Linked DNA regions of Mus musculus: region 1 is linked to region 2. The links are chromatin loops, found by intact Hi-C in ENCODE. Cell type or tissue: heart. All regions are shown on one strand. Each heading gives the region's core, and the rest is flanking DNA. Links, peaks and the distances in the headings are about the cores only.

Region 1 (8,286 bases), core at 1-8,000, 250 kb after region 2:
GATTGCCAGGGGCACTCCTTTCTATCTTCCCTGTGACACTTTCATTCCTTACAGTTATTCTGTGAAGAAAGGTGTAGAGGTAGTGAGAAACGCCAAACAGGCTGTAGACAGACTTGTTTATTATAAAATGGAAAGATTCTCTGGGAGAGGAAATACAATGGTCAGATTCTGAATGGGATGGGCAGGGCAGGGCTAAAGGTCTGTGTAGACTGAGCTTACAATTCTCTAACGATAGATTTCCCTTAGGACAACCCGCAACTGCAGTGAAGAGGGAAACACACTGCCAACCTGGTGGAAAGAGCGCCACCTGCCAAAACTTCCTGAAATGACACCGGTTGACTGACCAGTGATGTAGCCCAGTGGTAGGTAAGTCCCTTGACTAGCCTATGGGAGACCCTTTGAGTTCCACTCCTAGTACTGAGAAACAACAAAAAAGCTTTGCTACTGCCTTCTAAAACACAACGACTAATACTGCTCTATGAAAGTAAGTAGATATAACATCAATACAGTAAAACAATAACTGTATCACTGTCTTACAAGACATATACATATTAAACCAGGAACTCTACTGTCAATTTCTGCTCCTGACACAAGGCAGGGGTCCAAAACTATTCACAGAATGAATTTTACCTTGTAACTGTCTTATTTAGAATCAAAACATACAGGCCAGTATCTTAAGGCACTCAGCACAAATAACTACAAAGGTACGTTTCTCTAATCTCCAGTTCTGTGACTAATGCCTCAGGAGCCCTTATGTGAAGGCACTATGGTCAAAGTATTTACCATGTGTAGATTAAAGTCAACATTAGCACTTTCCTTTTATAGAGAAAGAAACGACGGTGCAGAGACAGAAAGTAATTTAACCACAGTCCCTCCACTGGATTGAGCTGAAGGTTCAAAACCACAAGGTCTGGCTCAAAAATGTGGCTCAGAATCACTTTATAGAGTCCTGTTACATGGCAGGATGTACAGCCACTAGATTAATGATGCTTAATTGTGAAAACAGAAACAATGGCAGCTGTTGATCTGTCCTGCGTGTCTGCAAGTCTCTCTTGTAGCTTTGTCACCCAGAATCTAAGAACAGAATTATAAAATGCTTGTGTAAACCCTGAATTATACAACACCCTAATAATGGCAGGCCTGCCTTCTATTTAATAGGTGTCTATAATCTCTTGTTGCAGTGATTCGGTGCTTAAAACCCACACAGGGAGCATTCACATCTAGAATATCAACAGTGACACCTGGCTACTGCCACCCCACCCACTTTGTCACCTGGACGCTGAGGCAAGCTCTGGAGTTTGTGGCCAACCTGCAGTACAAAGCAAGCCCTTGTCTTATGCAAAATAAAACAGGTCCAGCCAGGCATGGAGGAGAGTGCCTGCAGTCCTAGCAACTGGGAAATGGAGGCAGGAGGTCAAGGTTAGCCAAAGACACATATGGGACCCTGTCCAAAAACAAACACCAAACCCAAACGGGGCCACGTTGGGGGTCCTGGATAGGTAAAGGCAGAACAAATAAGTTTGGCATTTGGATGTTCTTCCATACGCTGAAACTGTACATACTGACATCTAGATTAGCTGGAATTCAGTTGTATCCCTCTTCCTACATCTTTCCAGGGTTGCAGGTCAGGCTCCTAGTCTTAATGTTTCAGCACTAAGTCTGTTTGTTTGGCTTTTATTTCAGAATATAAAGCCCAGACTGACTTGCAACTTGAATCAGCCCTCCTGCCGTTGGATGTTAGACTATAGATGTGAGCCACCATATTTAGCTACCCTTGGATTTTGAAAATATTTCTCCAAGACCTCTCTACTCTATAATATAGCATTTCCTTTGGAGTACTATTTTTTTCAGTTGTTCGAACTCTGGAGACAGTAAGTTATTTTTCTTTTCCTGTGCATGACCTATACCTCTGATACTTTTCCATACTTTCCTAGGTTATCAACTGTCTTTTCCAGCCAGAAACAAATTCTTTCAAAGCTGGTAGTTTTCCTAGCTCATTCTGTCACTAAGGCCAGGTGACTTCATCTACAACTCCGGGCATCGTTTTACCAACTAGACAGAAACCTTGCGTGCAGACGGAGCTTATATTGTGTCACAGGTGTCAATAGTCCGTGAGCACTTTGATGAAAAAGACTGAGAAAAAGAAGGTCATAGAGAGGCTTGTGTGAGTTTACGTTGGCGGGCAATTCTAAAGCACGATAACCCGGCTGTGTTCAGATGCTCTCAATCTTTGTAACCGGTGATGAGGGGGAAAAAAAGCCCAGTAGTAACACTTTTGGGGTCCTTCTGGTCTGGCTCTGACGAGGAGCCTTGATTTCAATAGTCTTACTTACATGCCCCTTGGGCCTTACATAATTGGAGGCAAAAATCGAAAACTAATGAATGCAGAAATGCTTCAAAACTGCAAATCAACAATCAAAAGCTTCGTGAAAGCAAAGGAGCACCTGCTCACATCTGAATGGGGTAGGAGTGGTCTGGAGTTTGTGGAATGGTCTGGGAATATGTGATTATCAACGTCCGCCTCCGGGACTCCCGGCTCAGAGCGAGGGAAAATCTGCGTGTCCCTGGCTAAGGTCCTGACCGAGTCCCGAGGGGACTGGCCCAATGGGTGCATCGCAGCGGAGTCGCGGTCACTGCGGCCCTGCTCCTCAGGCAGGCAGGCTGTCGAGCGCAGCGCAGCCCAGCCCGCCCCACTCACCTATGGGCTTGTCCAGGCGCATGAGGCGCAGGTAGGGCTGCAGCGGGCGGGGCGCCGAGTTCACCACGGCCGCGGCCGACAGGCTGAGAGCTCGGCCCCGCTGCGTCCCGGGGGCCGGGGCTCGCCGATCCCGCGCGCCCGGAACCCCTGCGCTGCGCACCAGGGCCAATGGGAGCCCGCGCGGACCTCGCAGCCATGCGGACCGAACGGCCCGCAGGCCCCGCGCGAGCCCCGCGCCTCCCCAGCGCAGCATGGCGCCAGGCTGGACGCCGGTCGGTGGCGTCATCCAGGGCGACGGGCCGCGGGCAGGCATGCGCAGTGGTGGCGCGCGCGCTCCTGGAACTGGATTTACAGACCGGGCTGAGCCGTATGGTGCTAGAAATCAAACCTGGGTCCTCTGTAAGGAGAGCAGCAGGTGCTGTTCACCGCTGAGCCATCTCTCCATCTCCAGGCTTCTTAATGAACTCAAAAGGAGAGTGTTTGTTTATTTGTATGGAATAGTTCTACCATAAAAAGAAAAACTTAAGTCCAAAAATGTTAACTACATGGAATGTTCACCTTCTAACACTAAAAGGGAAACAAAAAGCCAAATCAAATTATGTAAATTTTTATATATGTATATTCATATATACATATACTCATATATATACATATATATGAATTTAAGTATATCTATCTATATCTATATACTTAAGGGAAATTCTTTACTCGAGGTGAACCTAAGTTTGACAGCTAAAAAGGATGCAGTTTCACTCAAGAACAACTTCATAACCAGGTGGTGGTGGCGCACTCCTTTAATCCCAGCACTCGGGAGGCAGAGGCAGTCAGATCTTTACGTTTTCGGCCAGCTTACTAAAGAGTGAGTTCCAGGACAGCCAGAGCTACACAGAGAAACCCTGTCTTGAAAAATAAAACAAAGAAAAACAAAACAATAACCAACTTTATGCGACCCTTGTTAATATAGTTGGCCGTTGCATGTTTGCAGGTACCTGGTATGTGTTATTCCACGGTAACCCCTCACTGACTGGCTCTGGACAAGTCGCTTATCTGGATTTTAGTGTTTTGAGATGGTGGTGTATCCTTTTCGGTGCCCTTCCTTAAAGCCTATGAAGTGAGTTCTGTGATCCTGGCCTGGCGCTTGAGGAAGGTGCAGCAGGGGGCGCGCTGGCCTTTGCAGTCTGGGAAGCGCTGCTGGTCCTTTGATCTTTTAGCTCCATCTGCTGCTTGCCAGTTGAGCTCCTCTACAGGTTTGCGGCCTTTGAGGCTCCTTTCTTTTCCCAAAAGTTGCCTCCACGCTGTTTATTTTCAAGCACCCTTTCAGGTAGCATAGGTGCCGCCATGCCAAACACGAGGCTCTTTCACACTTGCACACTATTTCCATTTGCCTGGAGTTCCCAACACAATATTTAAAATGCAAAAATCATTGCGAATGCTTTCTATTTTAGAGGGAAAGGATGATAAAGCTGTTTTTTAAAATTGCTTTTTTTTTATTTGAAAAAAATGTATTTTAAAGTCCACTAACTTTTTCACTCTCAAACCCATTTCAACTTGTCCTGCAGTGGTAGTAGGACATTATAAAAGTAAAGACTAGACTGAGTCCAAAGAATAGTTATTAGCATGAAGCAGGAGCGACCATGGCTCTCTGCCCTGTTCTGTTAACTCCATAGAGGGTCAATAGCAACCTTTTGCTTTTGTGACATGATGTCTGTGGCCTTCCGTGGGAGACACACACACACACACACACACACACACACACACTAAATAACTAAATACATGGAATAAATGTTTGAGGTTTTGGGTTTTTTTGGTTTTTTGTTTGTTTGTTTGTTTTGTTTTATTTATTTATTTATTTATTTATTTATTTTTATTAGGTATTTTCCTCGTTTACATTTTCAATGCTATCCCAAAAGTCCCCCATACCCACCCCCCCAATCCCCTACCCACCCACTCCCCCTTTTTGGCCCTGGCGTTCCCCTGTACTGGGGCATATAAAGTTTGCAAGTCCAATGGGCCTCTCTTTCCAGTGATGGCCAACTAGGCCATCTTTTGATACATATGCAGCTAGAGTCAAGAGCTCCGGGGTACTGGTTAGTTCATAATGTTGTTCCACCTATAGGGTTGCAGTTCCCTTTAGCTCCTTGGGTAATTTCTCTAGCTCCTCCATTGGGGGCCGTGTGATCCATCCAATAGCTGACTGTGAGCATCCACGTCTGTGTTTGCTAGGCCCCGGCATAGTCTCACAAGAGAGAGCTATATCTGGGTCCTTTCAGCAAAATCTTGCTAGTGTATGCAATGGTGTCAGCGTTTGGAAGCTGATTATGGGATGGATCCCTGCATATGGCAATCACTAGATGGTCCATCCTTTCGTCGCAGCTCCAAATTTTGTCTCTGTAACTCCTTCCATGAGTGTTTTTTTGTTTTTTAAAGAAGGTAAAAATGGTTTCAAACTCATATGCCCTGGGAAGTTCTATTCCTGGACTTGGAAAGTATTCTTTTTGTGGAGAGGCTGTGAACCACAAGGGTGAAATAAATAATGAAAATCATTGGAGCAATAAGATAAGGTGCAGATTAAAAGCTAACAGGCATGTGAGCTTAAAAGGTCTCACTAACAAGGCAGACAAGAAAGATTAGGGAAACTTCAATGTTATTGCATTTAACATTCAGTAATGTAACTGAGCACTGGTCTTCATGCGGCCGTGCCTTTCTCATACACCTATCGGCTATTAGAAGTATCTTACCAGCAATTTGTATTGCATATGCCTCTTATTGTACATGCCTCTAAACTACTTTGACTCTTTCTCCCTCTCCCTCCCCCATCTCCTTCCTTCCTTTCTCCCTCCCTCCTTTCCTCCCTCCCTCCCTTCATTTTTTGAAGCTGGGTTGGGCTTTGTAGCTCTGGTTGGCCAGTAACTCTCTATGTAGACCAGGCTGACCTCAAACTCACAGAGATCTGCCTGTTCTGCCTCCCCAAGTGCTGTGATTAAAGAAAGGCACGTGTCACCATGTCCAGCTGCCTCAATAATTTAAAAAACGATTTTCATCTGGGTGTAGTGATGTGTGTGTGTGTGTGTGTGTGTGTGTGTGAGAGAGAGAGAGAGAGAGAGAGAGAGAGAGAGAGAGAGAGTCCACATATGTGTGTGTGAGTGTCTGGGTGTGCATGTGTTCACATGTGTGTGAAGTCAAATATGTGGATCTCAGGGATTTAACCCAGATCAGTCTCAGTGGCCAGCACCAGTGAGCAATGACTAACAAAATAGTCAAGTAAATTTACAAATATTTTTAAATAGGTAGCATACATCAACACAAAACCATACCTCTTACTTCACAGGGAATATGAGTCTATTCTGAGCCACATGCATGACTGTGGTTCAAGAACACGGTTTCAGATTACCCCAGAACCATGTTCCAACATAGAAGTAATAGTACACACCAAAAGGAAGGAATAAATCCTCTGGCAATTAGTTTGGGGTTGGTAGACTAAGTGAATACATTAAAAGGTTTCATGTGATGGTTGGATGTTAGTTCAGAGACAGAGGTTAGCAGTGACTGATTAGCAAGGGAACTAAAGATAGTTGTACTGACTGGTTTTGTGTGTCAGCTTGACTCAAGCTGGAGTTATCACAGAGAAAGGAGCCTCCCTTGAGGAAATGCCTCCATGAGATCTGGCTGTAAGGCATTTTCTCAATTAGTGATCAAGGGTGGGAGGTCCCATTGTGGGTGGTGCCATCCCTGGGCTGGTAGTCTTGGGTTCTATAAGCAAGCAAGCTGAGCAAGCCAGGGGAAGCAAGCCAGTAAGTAACATCCTTCCATGTCCTCTGCATCAGCTCCTGCTTCCTGACCTGCTTGAGTTCCAGTCCTGACTTCCTTTGGTGATGAACAACAATGTGAAAGTGTAAGCTGAAGAAACCCTTTCCTCCCCAACATGCTGCTTGGTCATGATGTTTGTACAGGAATAGAAACCCTGATGAAGACAATAGTCAAAGGTAATTTTGGTTCTGGATCTGTAACATTCTGACTCTACACAATCATGAAGTTCTAATTAATAAGTTGGATAGAATCTACAACATAGTTCTAGCCTTTTTTTTTAAAAAAAAGTAGGAACTTAAATTTACGCAGACAATACCATCTCAGGTTTCAAATATAAATTCTTTGAATATTCAAAATCAAAATGCCTAAGTCCATTTTTGTTATTAGTGTGTGTGGTTGGGGGAGGCACACATGACGCCCTGCATGTTTCGAGGTCAGTTCTTTGTGGGGTCGGTTCTCTCCACGAAACATTACGTGGGTTCCAGGGTTGGAACTTGGGTGGCCTGTTCTTTAGTTTTTGTCAGCTAGTTTATGTCATTAGAAAGATATTTGTGACAGTATGACGGATCACAGGAAATATGAAACTGATGAAGATTCTGTGTCACGTGACATGTCCACTTGCAAGCATCACGTGACATGAGGTGAAAATGGCTAAATAGCTTGTGAGTGTCAGGGAAGAGTCTGCGGAGAGAGTAGAACAATAAGTCGCTTGGATGCTGGAGGAGGTGTTGAGGTTAAGGTCTGAATGTACCTTCACACACACATAAACATTTGTCACCTAGAAAGGAGACAGAGCAGCCAGAGGGAATGCGCACTTGCACACAGACTCACACACACACACACACACACACACACACACACACACACACACACGTGCATGGGAAGGAAACAAGGCACGGGCACATGCTGCTCGGATCTTGTGTGCAGAGAGAACAGAGTTGACGAAGTGCCTAAGGTTAAGACCAATGAAAGGCAGGTGCCAGTTGGTGAAGAACCTCACTGCCCTGTAAGGAATGGAAAGGCACTTGGGTAGTTCCAACAGGGCAGGGAGAATGGGTGGGTCAGTGGTTAAGAACATTTAACCTCTCTTGCAGTAGACCTGATTTCAGTTCCCAGCATGGCTCATAATCATTTGTAACTCCAACTCCAAGGGAATGTGATGGTTTTGCTCCTGCCCTGTGGGGGCTGGTGCACCCATGTCAGCCCATGTTCCCTAGTCCCCACCCACCAGGTAAAATAATAAGAAATCAATCTTGAAAGAGTTTGAGGCAAGGTTGGGATGAATGAACAAGTTAGATGTTGCTACCGTCACACAAGTGAAAAATTAGGCATTGGGCTTAGCAGAAGAAGAACAAGGAAAATAGGTAAGCCAAGACTTGGTGACTGAAGAAGGAAATTATGTTTATGCCTGATTGTTCCTCTTCTGCAGAGTCAAGCGCTTCAATGTTGGGGAGGATAAACAAGTACAGGTAGGGGGTATACAAAAAGATGGTGAAGGAAGAAGCAGCTTCATTCATTCATTCATTCATTCATTCATTCATTCTGCAGTCATGAGGATCAAACCCAGGGCATTTTGTCTGTGCTAGGCTAACATTTTTCCAGTGAGCCAAAGCTCCAACCCGTCGAAACCAGACTTTCAAATTAAGATCCTGTAAGCTTTAGATTTATTAGAAGAATGACCATGCAAATTGAGGCTATAAAATTAGTTTATTTCAAATGTGGAAATATAAAACTTACTTGCATAAAAATTGAGAGTATTGAAGCATACAAACTTTAGGTTC
Region 2 (8,336 bases), core at 29-8,028:
GAACATTGCAGAAAAATGGAGGCCTGGCTTGTGAAACTTCAGAGGTAAAATTAAAGACTTTTTTCAGGGCCACTGCTATTTTGGATTGTGAAGGTTCTGTGGTTCTGAAGAATCAGCTGTGATTAACAAGATACAAGAACTACTAAAGTTAAACCTTTGCATTACTGGAACTATTGATGCTGGTTAACTGGAGCTAAGAAATTAGCGGTGATTAAGAAGAGACCAGCATCACTGAGGTGAAATCTTCTGGGAAGGGTTTTCTGAGAGCACAGAGGCTGTGTTCCAGAGATAGCCAAGGTTGTACCTTGTGCTGTGGCTGGACTTGGTAATATGTAAGAGTCACCCAGGTGGTACTGGTTTTGAAGGCATGAAGGGGTCACGCAGAGCACCTAAGGCTCGGCACTGTGAGAGGCCATGGAAGGCCATTGGTGAAGGTGCAGCCTCAGTTGCAATTGATGGCCCAGGACTGAAGGGGTCATGCAAAGGGGTTGAGGCTTGGCACCATAAAGAGAGCCTATGAGAGGCTATTGGTGAAGGAGCTTCAGTTGAGGAAATGCCTCCATGAGATCCAGCTGTAAAGCATTTTCTCAATCAGTGATCAAGGGGGAGAGGCCCCTTGTGGGTGGGACCATCTCTGGGCTGGTAGTCTTGGTTCTATAAGAGAGCAGGCTGAGCAAGCCAGTGAGTAATATCCCTCCATGGTCTCTGCATCAGCTCCTGCTTTCTGACCTGCTTGAGTTCCAGTCCTGACTTCCTTTGGTGATGAACAGCAATGTGGAAAAGTGTAAGCCGAATAAACCCTTTCCTTCCCAACTTGCTTCTTGGTCATGATGTTTGTCCAGGAATAGAAACCCTGACTAAGACAGACTGCTTAAGAGTTAAGAGGACTGGGGTCCGATTCATAGCACACACATGGCAGCTTCACTCTCCAACTGCAGTGGCAGGGGATCTGATGCCCCCTTACAGCCTTCTCAGGCACCATGTATGCACACGGTGCAGACAAAACACCCACACACACAAAGGCCTGTCGTTAAGACAGGAGGCCTGGGTTGGAGAAACTTCCAAGTCGTCCTCTGACCTCCACACCAACAAGGACACAATGATTGTCTAAATAAAAGTTCTCTGCCACCCCGAAAATAGGTAATTAAGATTTCACCAAAGCCTTTAGGATTCCAGTCTTTACTTCATAATCTTTCCCAGACTGTATCACTCAGAATATTTAATATATACAAAACAAATGACTCTACCTTTCCTGTATTTCGTAATCATCTTCCAACGTCACGCATCTCTTCCAGGCATCACCGAGAACACAATTCCTGAAAAAAGATTGTATTTTAAATCGTGTGCCAGGGGCTGAGGCCTGTGGCTGCCGCATCTCCTTTAGGAAAGCTTGCATATCCTCATTAGTTCCTCAATAATCACAACGGCTCAGTATGTGAACAGCAGTGAAGAGTTTAATCATCGGATATGCAGCCACTAGCGGAAACAGCAAAGAGCTCAGAGCACTCCATGCCCACCAAGTTCTCTAATGTCTCTTAACGTTGCTGTTTTAGTTAAAGGTCTATGACATTTAAGTAAATGCCTTTTGCAGTCCCCCATCTGTCAGTATTACAATGTATCACATTACCAGAATTCAGAGCAGTATAGCCACAGGGCTTGTCAGAGGGACTCTCAGGACCCCTGCATCTCTCCTAGGAGACCCTCAGCAGCAGGCACCCAATTAAACAGGCATCTCACTGAGATGCTCCCAGGCTTTCTCCTCAGCTGCAGCACCCCCTTTTGTGAGAATCTCAGCAGATTATGTTTCTGAAACCACTTAGCCCGTGTGGTGGTCTGACATGGCCCCTCATGTATTCGCATGATCTGTCCCCAGGTGAGCTGTCCGGGAAGGATTAGGAGGTGTGGCCTTGTTGGAAACCAAAAGCCCATGCAGTGAGTCTTGCTCTCTGCTGGCAAAGCAGGATGTGAAGCAACGGTGCCAGCACCATGCCTTCCTGCCTGGCTGTCCCAGCATATAGGACTGACCCGTACAACGGTAAGCCAGCCCCAGCACAACGGACCAACCCCTACAACTGTAAGCCAGCCCCAGCATGATGGCTTCCTGTAAGAGTTGCTGTACTCATGCTGTGTCTTCACAGCCTAGGATTCCTGCTTCTCCGGTAGTGTCGTGGCACTTAGTACCTCATGTTCTTTTACTATGTTAACAATGTTGGAAAACCAAAGTATTCTTCGGGTACTATTCACTTCACAAAATTTTCTCCAATCATAACCTTGATACTTTTTGAAAATTTTTATTTTTCGGCATAGCTGTTTTACCTGTGCGTTTCTTTGTGTAGCACTGACTGGCTGTCCAAGAACTCACTCACTCTGTAGAGCAGGCTGGCAAGTGCTCTGCCCTTTAATCTGCTGCCTCTGCAGGGATTAAAGGCACACACTGCCACCGCTGCTGGCAATAAGGATGACCTCTTACCATTATTCTGTAGGAGAAAAGCCAGCCACAAAAATCCTATGTACTAAAGAAAAAACTCCGATGCACTAGTCTATTATCCCATCTATGTGAATCATACAGAACAGGCAATCTACAGGTACAGGTGCTCCTAGGGACTGGGGGACAAAGGGACAGCTAATGTGAATGGAGTTTCTTTGGAGAAGAGATAGGGTGCAGCTGGTAAAGCCTAGTGTTCCCAGAGCCCTAAGGTTCAACCTTCAGCACATTAACTGGGCTTGGCAGGAACACACACCACTGGGGAGGTGGAGGCAAGATGATCAATAGAACAGTCATGCCAAGCTACACAGCAAGTCTAATCTAGCCCGGGTTACATGAGACCTGTCTAAAAAAACAAAATGAATGTTTTTACAGGGTGGGGTTAGACCTCTACTCTAAAACTGGCCTGAACCTTTACTCCCAGCTTCATGGGAGACCCATTCAGAAAGATCACCCCCAGGTTGAAAACGGACTCTAGGAGACAAGCCCAGCTCAGTAAGATAAAATTGTATCTGTTCTAAAGGCAAGCGTAGGTTGGTGATGCAGTGACTGAAATCATGCACAAATCCTGGGCTTGAGTCCCAGCACTGCAAGATAAAAACCCCGATGTGCTGAGAGCTGATTACATGAGACCAGACTGAACTTCACTTAACTCACTGCCAATTGTGAAAAACCTCACCTAAGGATAAACACACAGCCTTGTATTCTTGACAGTCAAGCAAACACTTGTACCATAGCACCCGATTCCCCAGAAGTTCATGGGCTGCGTTTTATTTAAAAAAATAAAAATAAAAGGAAAAACCCAGCAAAATGTTGATTTCATCCAAATAAGATAAAAGCATATATAATGGAAAAACATGAATAAATTAATTCCTTGATGACTTCAATTCTCAGTAAAATAGGAGGTAAAAAAAACTTGTTGGAATTGAATTTTGTATCATTTGAAGGATACAAAGAAGTCAAAGGTTTTAATCACTGGGCTCCAATAAAATCGCCTAGTCCTGAAAGCTATCCACCCTCGATGCCCTATTCCCAAACTCAAACAAAGTTCTGTGGGCCCTAAGTTTCCGTACCCGTGCAGTTCCCATCGCACTGGAGACAGCAAGGGCCCGAGAGACCTCACCTTCTTTCATTAGCCACCTCCCATCTTCAGAAAAAGCGTTCTCTCATGAGGACAGCGGAGCAGTCCCACTCAAGCTGCTGTGCATCACATCCACAGCGCCAGGTCACATCGAGAGCTCCTGTGCCCCCTCGCCATCCGTGACCTACAAAAGAGACGAGATGAGGCCTGAGATCGCTCTTTTGTCCCGCCTGCTACACAACATTCGGCGGACATCACGACCTGTTCCTACCCATTTGGCGCCATTCTCCAATCAGTCCTTCCCGGCGCGCGCCACCATCGCCAGGGTCAGGCAGGCGTCAGCTCGGTTTCCACCTCTCTACTCCCCATGGCCATGCTCGCCCAAAGCGCGATGGCGCCGGATTGCGCGGGAGCTGGCGTAGACATGATGCCAGAGCGTTAACAAAAGGAGGACCGAATGGAAGCGAGAACGTGCCCACGGAGGCCCTTAAAGGCGCCAGGCCTCTCCGATTGGCTGCTTCGACATAGCATGGTATGTGATTGGCTACATGTCCAAAGCCCGCCCTTCCGGTCAAGCCGCCCAGTCCTCATGCGGAACAGAGTTTACCGCGACTCGAGCTCTCGCGGGAGCCCAGAAAAGGGACTTCGACAGAGTAGGATAGCCGGAAGTTGCTGTCCAGGGGACCGCAGCCTTGGGGACTGCTAGTGGAGTGTCTCGACCTGTCCTCCGGCTGTGTGGGCGATCGCAGCCGCCGAGCCCAGGCACTGCTATGGGACTGCAAAGGTGGGGCGGCGGCACATCGGCTAGCGTCGCCAGACATGTGCAACCGGACCTGGCTGGTGCTCCGCATTTGCCTTCCGGCTTGAGGGACGTTACTCAGAATGCTTTCTTTTTGCCGTTTATTGGGCGTCTGACTTGGTGAGCACCAGTCATCTCAGCCTTTCTGAGGTGTTGGTGAGAGTCAGTCATACCATGCTGAAGGCATACTGAGGAGAAAAGTAGGCGAAATCAATCCCTACTTAAACACTAGCTCCCAAGGAGAACCTTTTTGGTTGGTTTGTGGGGTGCTCTCTTCCTTTTATATCAGCCTGACCCGAGAAAACACGTGTAGTTCAAGCTGGCCTCACACTTGGGATCTTGGTGCATCAGCCTTCGCAGACCCAGCCCTGCACTACGCGTGAGACGTGGTCGCATTTTCTTACAATGTCAAGGGTTTGTTGAATAACAATAAATTCACACGTGATTCGAGTACCATCCTAAGTGCCAAACGTTAGCTTTTCCTTCTTGAATCAGTTTTCATTCGCCACCCCCAACCCCCTGAAAATCCCAAGCTTCTCCGTACTAGTCGGGAGATGTGTGTTAGACCAGAGCTGTGTGCTGCTTTGGATGAATATCGTTCTTGGCTCTTCCTAAAGATAGCACAAGATAATTTGGCTCTGGACCTGCAACTTCTAGACCTTTGTTTGGCTCTCCATCTGAACTCACCTGAGCTCTTCATTTCTTGTGATTGTCAATGAAATAATTCAGATGAGGCACACAAGAGAGCACTGTTGAAGATAAATGGGCTTTAGTACTGGAAAGTGAAGGAACCCAAAGGAGAGAGAAACAATGGCCAAAAAGACTGTTGGCATAAAAGCCTGCTCACAAGGAGCAAGAATGGGGCTGGAGAGATGGCTCAGCGGTTAAGAGCACCAACTGTTCTTCCAGAGCTCCTGAGTTTAATTCCCAGCAACCACATGGTGGCTCACAACCATCTATAATGGGATCTGATGTCCTCTTGTGTGTATGAAGAGAGCAGTGGTGTACTCATACACATAAATTAAAAACAAGGGGCAAAAATAGACACAGGCCAAGGAGATTCATGGTGCCAGCCTATATCCTTAGAAAGGGTTTAAAACTCAAATGTCTCTAGAACAAACAGTTGGTTTGGTTTTGATGGGTTGTTGTGTGTGTGTGTGTGTTTTGTGGGTTTTTTGTTTCTCCTCAGGTGACTGACAGGCCCACTTGGAGTAGCTTTGGGAAGGGGGAGGTGCATTGTGTTGACACCAGGCATAGTTGTGCACACCTTTAATCCCAGCACTCAGGAGAAAAAGGCAGGGGGGCCTCTGTTGTGTTCAAAGCCAGCCTGATCTACACACTTCCAGGATCCTGTGTGCTGGCTTGTTTTATGGCACCTTGACACGAGATAGCCATCAGAAGAAGGGATGATGCAACTCAGAAAATGCCTGCAGAAGATCTGGCTGGGGGGGGGGGGGCATGTAAGGCGTTTTCTTAATTAGTGACTGACTGGAGAGGGCCCAGTCTATTGTGGGTGGGGATCTCTCTGGGCTGGTGATGCTGGGTTCTATAAAAAACAAAACAGACTGAACAAGCCATGGAAAGCAAGCCCGTAAGCAGCACCCTTCCATGGCCTCTGCATCAGCACCTTCTTTGAGTTCCTGTCCTAACTTCCTTCAGTGATAGACTTTACTGTGAATGTGTGAGCCAAATAAATGCTTTCCTCCTCAACGTGCTTTTGGCTATGGTGTTTCATCACAGTAATGATAACCTTAACACACTGTCTCAAAAAAAATAAAATAAAAGACAGGACAGTGGTTATCTGTGTGCTTTACCACAAAACCTCCAGTAGGTACAGGTCTTATGATAGTTTGAGCAGTTTGGAACTGCCTCTCCTCGAAGGGCACCAAAAGCCCATTCCTTAGACCGTTCATTAGAGCCCTGCAATTTCAGTCAATGGTTTTGCATTTTGCTAATGGAGAGGAAGGGGTCCATTCTCAGACACCTCCAAGCCTATGAATTTTCCAACTAGCTACCAAACATGTACTTAGATTTTATAGGTGAAGACATAAATGTTATAGAGCTCAGATGACAGCTAAGAAGTAAAGAAGCAACATGGGAAATGGCTCAGCGGCTCTCTAAAGGATCCCCAGAACTTACCCAGAAAGCTTGGCAGATGGCAGCCACCTGTAACCCCAGCACAGAGAGGACGACAGGAGATTCCCCAGGACAAGTTGGCTAACTAGATTGGCAAACTCTGAGTTCACTAAAAGACTGCAGAAAGTGTACAATAGTCAAGGGGTCTCTACACAGGAGCAGTCACACATGCATGGGCCCTCACCCACACATGTACACATTCCTGACCATCTCAGTCTGCTTGATGAAAAAACTGCCTCTCAGATGTTATCCTCTGACTTAGCACATATGAACCATAGAACACATGGGCGCGCGCGCGCGCACACACACACACACACACACACACACACACACACACACTAAATAGATGTCATTTTGAAAAATATATCCCATAAGCTTTGGCATCTTTACCTCTTAAAGACTGAAATGAGTATCCTGTGATGGAGAAATGTGTGCCATCAGTCACGTCATCGAGCTGCTAAAGACCTAGATACCAGTTTCTTGAATGTCAGAGCTAAAACTAGTTTATCATCCCTTAAGCCATCATTCAGAGAAGGGCACAGTAGCACACCACGAAAGTCCAGCACTCAGAAGGTGGAGGCAGGAGCTCAAAGTCATCTCTAACTACACAGTAAGGTTGAGACCAGTGTAGACTTCATGAAACTTTGTCTCTGAAAAAAACAAATCATTCAGAATTTAAAACTTTTGCCAAGAAATACTAGTTATCCTTCTTGGAATACAGTTCAAGTTTGGTAATGTCAATTTGCTAAAGTGACTATCAATGTGTTCGCTGTAGACCTTCAGTATGTTAGCATTTTTATGAGTGTTCACTCAACTAATACTTTTTAAAGTTCACTTTTCTTTGTACATGAGACTATTAGTTATGGGCTGAAGGGATGGCTCGGCAGTTTAAGAGCACTGACTACTTTCCCAGAGGTCCTGAGTTCAAATTCCAGCAACCACAAGGTGGCTTACAACCATGTGTAATGGGGTCTGGTACCCTCTTCTGGTGTGTCTGAAGAGAGCAATGGTGGTATACTCATATGCATAAAATAAACAAATCTTAAAAAAGAATATTAATTATACACTAGGATGAAGTTTATGACAAATTAACAAAAACATTTGAGGACCCCAAAATGTACGGTTGATTGGAACAGATACCTAAGGGGTTCTTATTTGCAGTGTTTTCTCTTCAATAATATGAAATCTAATTCTCTTCAGTGTAGGCCCATGGCTACAACCTTTAGTTGTGTATTATGGATTGTGGTTGCGTGATCACATTAGTATCATGTTTGAGAGACACACTGTCTTCTGCTGCTGTGTGCTGGTACAAACATTTTATTACATGTTACACATGCCTATTAACAGCACATAGTCTCTCCTTATCAGAAAGTTCACATTTTCTTGGCTTATTTTATAACTTCTTCAATCTCAGTGGATGGGTTTATATGTCTGACCTATTCATATGATAAACTCATTGGTATCACTTGCTTGGAATATGAGTTTTCCAAAAGGGAGGAAAAAACTGTCCGGTGATGTTGTGAAGTTGATTTCTTAAGACAGAAATGTGAGCAGATCTTTTAACATGTTTCTCAAAACTTACGTTTTTGAGACAGGATATCATTATTAGCATTGGCCAGCCTAGACCTTGCTGTGTAGACAAGGCTGCCTCTGCCTCCTGAGTATTGGGAGTCCAGGTGTGTGTACATCTAAACGTGTTTAACAGCACATAAAGCATCCTTGTATCACTCTTCCACAATCTCACACATACTCAGTGTCAGGCCCTTTTAAAACCTACTTAGATAACAACGCAGAGTAACTGAGACATTGACTCTAGAAATAAAAAGCTTGGGTTG

The links. A loop is a pair of places that touch in the nucleus more often than their neighbours do. Peaks named below come from ENCODE experiments on the same cell type or tissue, not always from the same donor. Only the 100,000 strongest peaks of a DNase experiment are listed, where the experiment ranks them.
Region 1: it touches region 2 in a loop (2.5-fold over the local background); 4 of 42 quality-filtered maps call a loop at or near these places.

What each region holds. Positions count from the first base shown.
Region 1 is chr5:100,671,291-100,679,576 of GRCm38, forward strand. It overlaps Coq2 (coenzyme Q2 4-hydroxybenzoate polyprenyltransferase), which reads right to left and starts at 2,966. Exons shown (of 7, transcript NM_027978.2): 1 at 2,699-2,966. The coding sequence starts at 2,951. Hpse (heparanase) reads right to left here. Exons shown (of 12, transcript NM_152803.5): 12 at 8,194-8,286. In heart, for the core only: CTCF peaks have their summits at 310 and 3,856 (motif pointing right); DNase peaks (open chromatin) are centred at 2,981 and 3,851; H3K4me3 peaks cover 2,065 bases; H3K27ac peaks cover 1,468 bases.
Region 2 is chr5:100,425,489-100,433,824 of GRCm38, forward strand. 5430416N02Rik (RIKEN cDNA 5430416N02 gene) reads right to left here and starts at 4,047. Exons shown (of 5, transcript NR_034038.1): 1 at 3,838-4,047; 2 at 3,609-3,750; 3 at 1,248-1,316. In heart, for the core only: no CTCF peak of the experiment used is centred there; a DNase peak (open chromatin) is centred at 4,143; H3K4me3 peaks cover 4,496 bases; H3K27ac peaks cover 2,677 bases.